2 separate regions of the Homo sapiens genome follow, and region 1 is linked to region 2. The links are chromatin contacts, found by Hi-C or POLR2A ChIA-PET in ENCODE. All regions are on one chromosome and are shown on one strand. The core of a region is the stretch at or near the end of the contact, and the rest is flanking DNA. Distances in the headings are between cores, read along the strand shown.

Region 1 (2,969 bases), core at 268-2,767, 560 kb after region 2:
TGTTCATTTATATATTCCAAAGCCATCAAGCACCCAGTCCATGCCAGCCAATCAACCCCCACAAGTCACTGGTCCCTGAGTCCCAGCTCCCCATTCAGTCAGACCAGAGCCAGCTGCCCAGAAGCGCTTCCGGAGAGGCCTTGTCGCACTGGGATGGCGCTGTGCCAGGCTGCTGCTTTGAGCTTGGGGGTAGGAGGGGGACAGTCCAGGCAAGAGGGACAGAAGCCTGGGGGAGCAGAGGAAAGTAGGTCACTAAAAATGACTTTTTTCTTTTTTTCCTTTTCTGTCCAGAGGCTGTCCCTACACCCTGCCTCACTCGCCACTTTGGTCCTGGCAGAGACAGTCCCCCAGCAGAGGGAGCGAAGAGGGAGGCAGCCAGGAAGGGTCAGGCTCGTCTGCCTCCAGCCCCAGACCGAGGCAGGCTGAGAACACTGTTCTCTCCTTTCCACCCTGCCCTGACTTCCGGCCTAGCCAAATTAGAAAAGACAGACCCTGGGCCGGGCGCAGTGACTCATGTCTGTAATCCCAGCACTTTGGGAGGCCGAGGCAGGTGGATCACCTGAGGTCGGGAATTTGAGACCAGCCTGACCAACATGGAGAAAACCCATCTCTACTAATAATACAATAATTAGCCGGGCTTGGTGGTGCATGCCTGTAATCTCAGCTACTCGGGAGGCTGAGGCACGAGAATCGCTTGAACCCGGGAAGCAAAAGTTGCAGTGAGCCGAGATCGCGCCATTGCACTCCAGCCTGGGCAACAAGAGCGAAACTCCGTCTCAAAAGAAAAAGAAAAGACAGACCCTGTGTCTAAGTTCCGGTATCAGTCCCAGGCAGTGAGCATTTATTGAGCTCCATCTGTGTGCCAGACTGCATGCAAAGTTCTACAGTAAAGAGGGAATAAGAGGCATCAGCCTCTTCCCCTTCCCCTACCAGAAACTCCCAGGTGAATGGGAGAAACAGAACTGTAGGCAAATCAGTGTATCCTGGGATGGGGTGGGAGACATTTGGCTCTCCTTGGCCACCACTGGGACCACTCTGAGGCTGGTAACCCTGGGAAGTGGTGCGAATGAATACAGGGAGCAGGGTGGGGATTGGCCCCTCTCAGGCCCAAGGGATCACCTCAAACCACACTTGTCCCACTCTTCTGCTCCCACCAAGGCCGCAAGTGTGGTTCTGACTTTGGGGCCGAACTGGGGCCTCCTTCCCTTTGGAGCCTTTGGCCAAGTATACAGAGGACAGGTTCCAGGGTTCTTCCTGCACTAGCCTCTGAAAGAGAGGCCATGGCAGTGACAGAGCTCAGGCCACTTCCCCATAGCCTCCAGACCCTCCCCCAGCCCCCATCCTCCAGCCCCAGGGCCTCAGGGAGCAGATTCTTTACATGCCTGTGGCCAGAGGCAGAACCAAGGAAGTGAGCAAGAGGGAGGTCAGCTTAGTGGAGAAAGGAGGAGAAAACGCCCTCCTCCAACCTGCCTCATTATTGACAGGCCGTGGGGAAAGAAGGGGTCACCAACTCCAGCCGTTTGAGCCCAGCCTGCCACCTGGGTCTAGCATTTGAGAATGAAGCCACGCCTCCCGCGGCCTGTCCTATCCCTAGCTCCCCGGGGACAGGCCTGGGCAATCTCTGGAAAGACCACGGTGTATTCTGCTAACCACTCACACTCCTGGTCTGTGCTTGCTCCCTCCACAGTTCAAACTTCCCAAAGAGTACAGCTGGCCTGAAAAGAAGCTGAAGGTCTCCATCCTGCCTGACGTGGTGTTCGACAGTCCGCTACACTAGCCTGGGCTGGGCCCTGCAGTGGCCAGCAGGGAGCCCAGCTGCTCCCCAGTGACTTCCAGTGTAACAGTTGTGTCAACGAGATCTCCACAAATAAAAGGACAAGTGTGAGGAAGACTGCGCAGTGCCACCCCGCAGCCCAGTGGGGTGCCATGCACAGGCCACAGGCCCTCCACCTCACCTCCAGCTCAGGGGCCGCACCCCGCCGCTGGCTAAGCCTTGTGACCCATCAGGCCAGTGAGTGGGCAAATGCGGACCCTCCCTGCCTGCAGCCTGCACAGATTCTGGTTTGAGGTTTGACTCTGGACCCTGGCTGTGCCCCTAGGTGGAGACAGCCCTCTTTCTCACCTACCCCCTGCCGCACAGCCCAGCAGGAGGGAGGCGGACAGCCAGATGCAGAGCGAGTGGATGCACTTCCCAGCTCATCTCTGGAAGCCTTTGCTACTCAAGCTCCTCTGGCCGCGGAACAATTCCTCTGATCATGTTTGGTTTTCTTCTTCCTTATTTTATTTTGTAGAAACCGGGTGGTATTTTATTGCTCTGCAAAGATGTCCAGAAGCCATGTATATAATGTTTTTTAAACAGAACTTCATTCCCCGTTGAACTTTCGCATTCTCTGACAGAGGCCTAGGGCTGTATCTCTCCCTGGGCTGCCACCAGAGAAGGTGCTTGGTGTTCGCCTGCCAGCCCAGAGCCCTGGAGGAGCCGGCTGCACAGAGAGGCTTTTCTTCCCAGCTGGGCCTGGTGGAGCCCGGGGCAGGGGGAGAGTAGAGACACTCCCTTGTGCAGCTTTGAGCCTAGTTTAGCTGGGGCCAGGGAGGGGTGCTACTGTTTTCCAAGTGAATGGGTCTCAAAGACTTGGTGACCCCAGCCTCATCTTCTAGGCCTTTTCCACCCAACCAGGCCTACCTGGGAGAGGGTGAGGTTCAGCACATCACACACCATCCCCACTGTCATTCAGGGCCTGGGTCTCCAGCTCTGTAACCAGTCCTGTCCCATTTCCTCAGTCCCTGGGCCTCCCAGCCTTCAGGCTGTAGGGCTGCCTTACTAAAATTGAAAAATCCACCTCTTAACATCTCTTTCACTTTGGTTTTGCTAACACTGCTCTCTGCTGCCCTCCCATCCTCCCTGTATCCATTCATGCCCTATCTTTCATTCTCCACTCCTAATCCCTCTCCTTTCTGGCATCCTGGCC
Region 2 (3,054 bases), core at 17-2,516:
TAATATATACACAGTTGTGTGTTTTTAAACAGGTACAGGTCTCAGAGGATGCAGGTTATAGAGGGAGTGGTTGGATCTGGATCTTTTGGCTAAAGTCCCCACTTCCAATCATGAAAATAGTTAACATTTATGAGCATTTAATAGAAGCCAGGCATTCTACTCATCTTTATATAATCCCTCAGCTAGCTTCTCATAACCCCAGTGGGGAAAGTACTGATGTTATTCCCATTTTACAGGAAATAGAAGTTTAGAAAAATTAAATGACTTGACCAAGTTCATTTGGCTAGAAAGTAGCACCTCAAAGATTGGAGCCACCTCACTGAACAGCCCAGTAGCTCCCACCTGCTTGGGCTTGGATGTACTCCCCATCCCTGGCTCCATGCCAGCTTCCCTGGCCTGCTAAGAGGAGGAGGACTACAGAGCTCCACCCTTCCTTTCCCCAGGACTCCTCTGCTCCGGAGTAGGAACTTTACTGGGCCCTGGGTCCTTGCCTGTCTCCACCAGGATTTCTGAAGCAGCTTCTAGTTTAGGGGAAGATTTGCCACAGACAGGAGAGCTGCCTGCAGAGCTCTCTGGCTCAGTAACAAAATTCACTGGGAGCAGAGCTATCTGGAGAGCCCCATATTCCTGCTGACTCTCCCAAGTCAAGAAATAAGAGCGTCTGCAACACAGATCTCTGCTTGTCTGGATGTATTCAACAGGCTCAACTCTGAAGAGGCCTTTGCCCCATGCTCACTTCTACCCAAGTAACCCCTCAGCCTAGCGTAGGATAGACCCCTGGTTCTAGCTTAGGTTAGGACCCTGGATGCAGCTACTCAGCATCATCCGCAGTCCCAGATACCCCTTGTCCAGGGTTGGGGCCAAGGTTAGGGCTGCTGCTCAGCTTTGTCCTCAGCTGGGACCTGCAGCTTAGATTCTGGTAGCCTTAACCTGGGCTTAAGGTGGACTCAGGCTAGGACTAGTGAGACTAGGGACAGTTCCTGTCTCTCAGGGGAGAGAAGTAGCTTACTTAGTCTTATCTGTGGCTGGTGTTAACTCTTCAGCCTCATAGAGGTCCTGAGGTGGCTCATCTACATGGCCAAGTCCTGAGGTACCATCTTGGCCTCCTCCAGAACTTGGATGGCCCTTGTCCTGGCCCTCAAGCCAGGCTGCCTACCAATACCTGGAGTCAAGCTACTGTTCTTGCCAGAGGCCCAGGGGTAGGGACAGTTCCAGTCTTGGCCTCCACCTCAGCCCCTTCCTGGTCTGGAAGGAGTTCCTCTTCTTGGTCTTGAAACTGGGCTCATCATGGCTCCTCAATGGGAGGCTGCTTCCTGTTCATGATCCTGCTTAATCATTGTTGCTTCTCAAATCTCCCAAGCCTGAGATTTGGCTTGGTCCTCCTGTGCCCAGGAGAGAAGGAATTCTACTCAGTGGGCCCCTGGGGCATGGGTAAGAGAAGGAAGCCAGGTTTTTCATTAAGGTTGTATGGCTTAAGGAAGTTCCCTGGGACCACCCACTAGTAGGGCCTCCAGATGAAGGCCACCCAGCCCAGCAGCTCTGAGCAGAGCAGGTGGGCTTAGATGGTGACTTTTACCTGCTTTTACAGGCTCAGTGCTTGATCACACTAGCCTTATCCTTCCTTTCAATGTGGAGGGTGCAAGTGATCCCAGCTGCATCTCAGGACTTTGGAAGACAGCTCAGGGATGCAGGACTTTGGAAACAGCACAGGGATCACCGTGTGACTGAGTTTTAATGGAGTTCCTGAGAGGGTTATCAGACAGAGGTCTCTGAATAGGAGGGTGGAGATCTTAAGCCAAAGTCCTTGGCCTTGAGTACCTGAGAAAGGGGTAAGTTCTGGCATTGATGGGTTTCTTATTTATTTATTTATTTATTTAATTTAATTCTATTTTTTTTTTTTGAGACGAAGCTTCACTCTTGTCCAGGCTGGAGTGCAATGGTGCGATCTTGACTCACCACAATCTCCACCTCCCGGGTTCAAGCGATTCTCCTGCCTCAGCCTCCTGAGTAGCTGGGATTACAGGCATGCACCACCACACCCAGCTAATTTTGTATTTTTGGTAGAGATGGGGTTTCTCCATGTTGGTCAGGCTGCTCTCGAACTCCTGACCTCAGGTGATCCGTCCACCTTGGCCTCCCAAAGTGCTGGGATTACAGGCATGAGCCACCATGCCCAGCTTTTTGCTTCTGTTTTTAAGAGACAGGATCTTGCTATGTTGCCCAGCCTGGAGTGCAATGGCTTATGGGCTCAAGCCATCCTCCTGCCTCAGCCTCCTAAGTAGCTGGAACTACAGACACAGGCCACTATGCCTGGCTTGGTTGCCTTTTTTCTTTTCTTTTTTTTGAGACAATTTCTTGCTATGTTGCCCAGGCTGGACTTGAACCCCTGGACTCGAGCACTCCTCCTACCTCAGCCTCTCAAGTAGCTGGGATTTTAGGAACATGCCACCGCACCCAGCTGCTGAAGGTTTTGAGTGGTGAACAAGGTCTCAGATCCAAGGTCCACAGGCAGGACTGGAGTAGGGGGGTCTGAAGTCCCTGGGAAGGTGAGGGGAGGATCCTAAGCCAGTGGGCAGGAGCATTTCCATAGGTGTGCCTCACCTCAGGAGCTCTCTCAGGTTCACATGGCAGTAAAGCTAGGCACAAGGAGTACTGCACAGTAGTCCCAGCAAGCATCCTGGGTGAAGGCGAGGAAGCAGGGCGCAAGGCTCCTTCAACTGCCTATGTGGCCTCAGGGACCCAAGCCTCCCTTTTTCTTTCTTTTTTTAATTTTTTTTTTTTTTTTTTTTTTTTGAGACAGAGTCTCGCTCTGTCTCCCAGGCTGGAGTGCAGTGGCGCTATCTCACCTCACTGCAAGCTCCGCCTCCCAGGTTCACACCATTCTCCTACCTCAGCCTCCTGAGTAGCTAGGACCACAGGTGCCTGCCATCACTCTGGCTTTTTATTTTATTTTATTTTATTTTGTATTTTTAGTAGAGATGGGGTTTCACATGTTAGCCAGGGTGGTCTGGATCTCCTGACCTCGTGATCCGCCCACCCTGGCCTCCCAAAGTG

The links. A loop is a pair of places that touch in the nucleus more often than their neighbours do. ChIA-PET counts read pairs that join two places held with the same protein, here RNA polymerase II (POLR2A). Pooled maps may share reads with other maps.
Region 1: POLR2A ChIA-PET joins it to region 2 with 10 read pairs in Caco-2. The contact joins two enhancer-like sites. A Hi-C loop is called at or near these places in 1 of 168 maps with a recorded cell type or tissue (B cell), 1 of 37 single-sample maps with no recorded cell type and 7 of 50 pooled maps. POLR2A ChIA-PET finds 5 or more read pairs at or near these places in 3 of 52 experiments (CD8-positive, alpha-beta memory T cell, Caco-2 and activated CD8-positive, alpha-beta memory T cell).

What each region holds. Positions count from the first base shown.
Region 1 is chr10:102,628,379-102,631,347 of GRCh38, forward strand. It overlaps SUFU (SUFU negative regulator of hedgehog signaling), which reads left to right. Exons shown (of 12, transcript NM_016169.4): 12 at 1,688-2,969. The coding sequence ends at 1,777. Among named protein-coding and RNA genes, the nearest start is that of TRIM8-DT, 13 kb to the right of the region's middle. RefSeq lists enhancers at 81-623, 1,234-1,528. Within about 2 kb of position 1,518, at least 26 of the 41 ENCODE cell types and tissues checked have a DNase peak (open chromatin) inside an H3K27ac peak, as active enhancers do.
Region 2 is chr10:102,068,030-102,071,083 of GRCh38, forward strand. HPS6 (HPS6 biogenesis of lysosomal organelles complex 2 subunit 3) reads left to right here. Exons shown (of 1, transcript NM_024747.6): 1 at 1-7. Among named protein-coding and RNA genes, the nearest start is that of HPS6, 4.2 kb to the left of the region's middle. Within about 2 kb of position 1,267, at least 2 of the 41 ENCODE cell types and tissues checked have a DNase peak (open chromatin) inside an H3K27ac peak, as active enhancers do.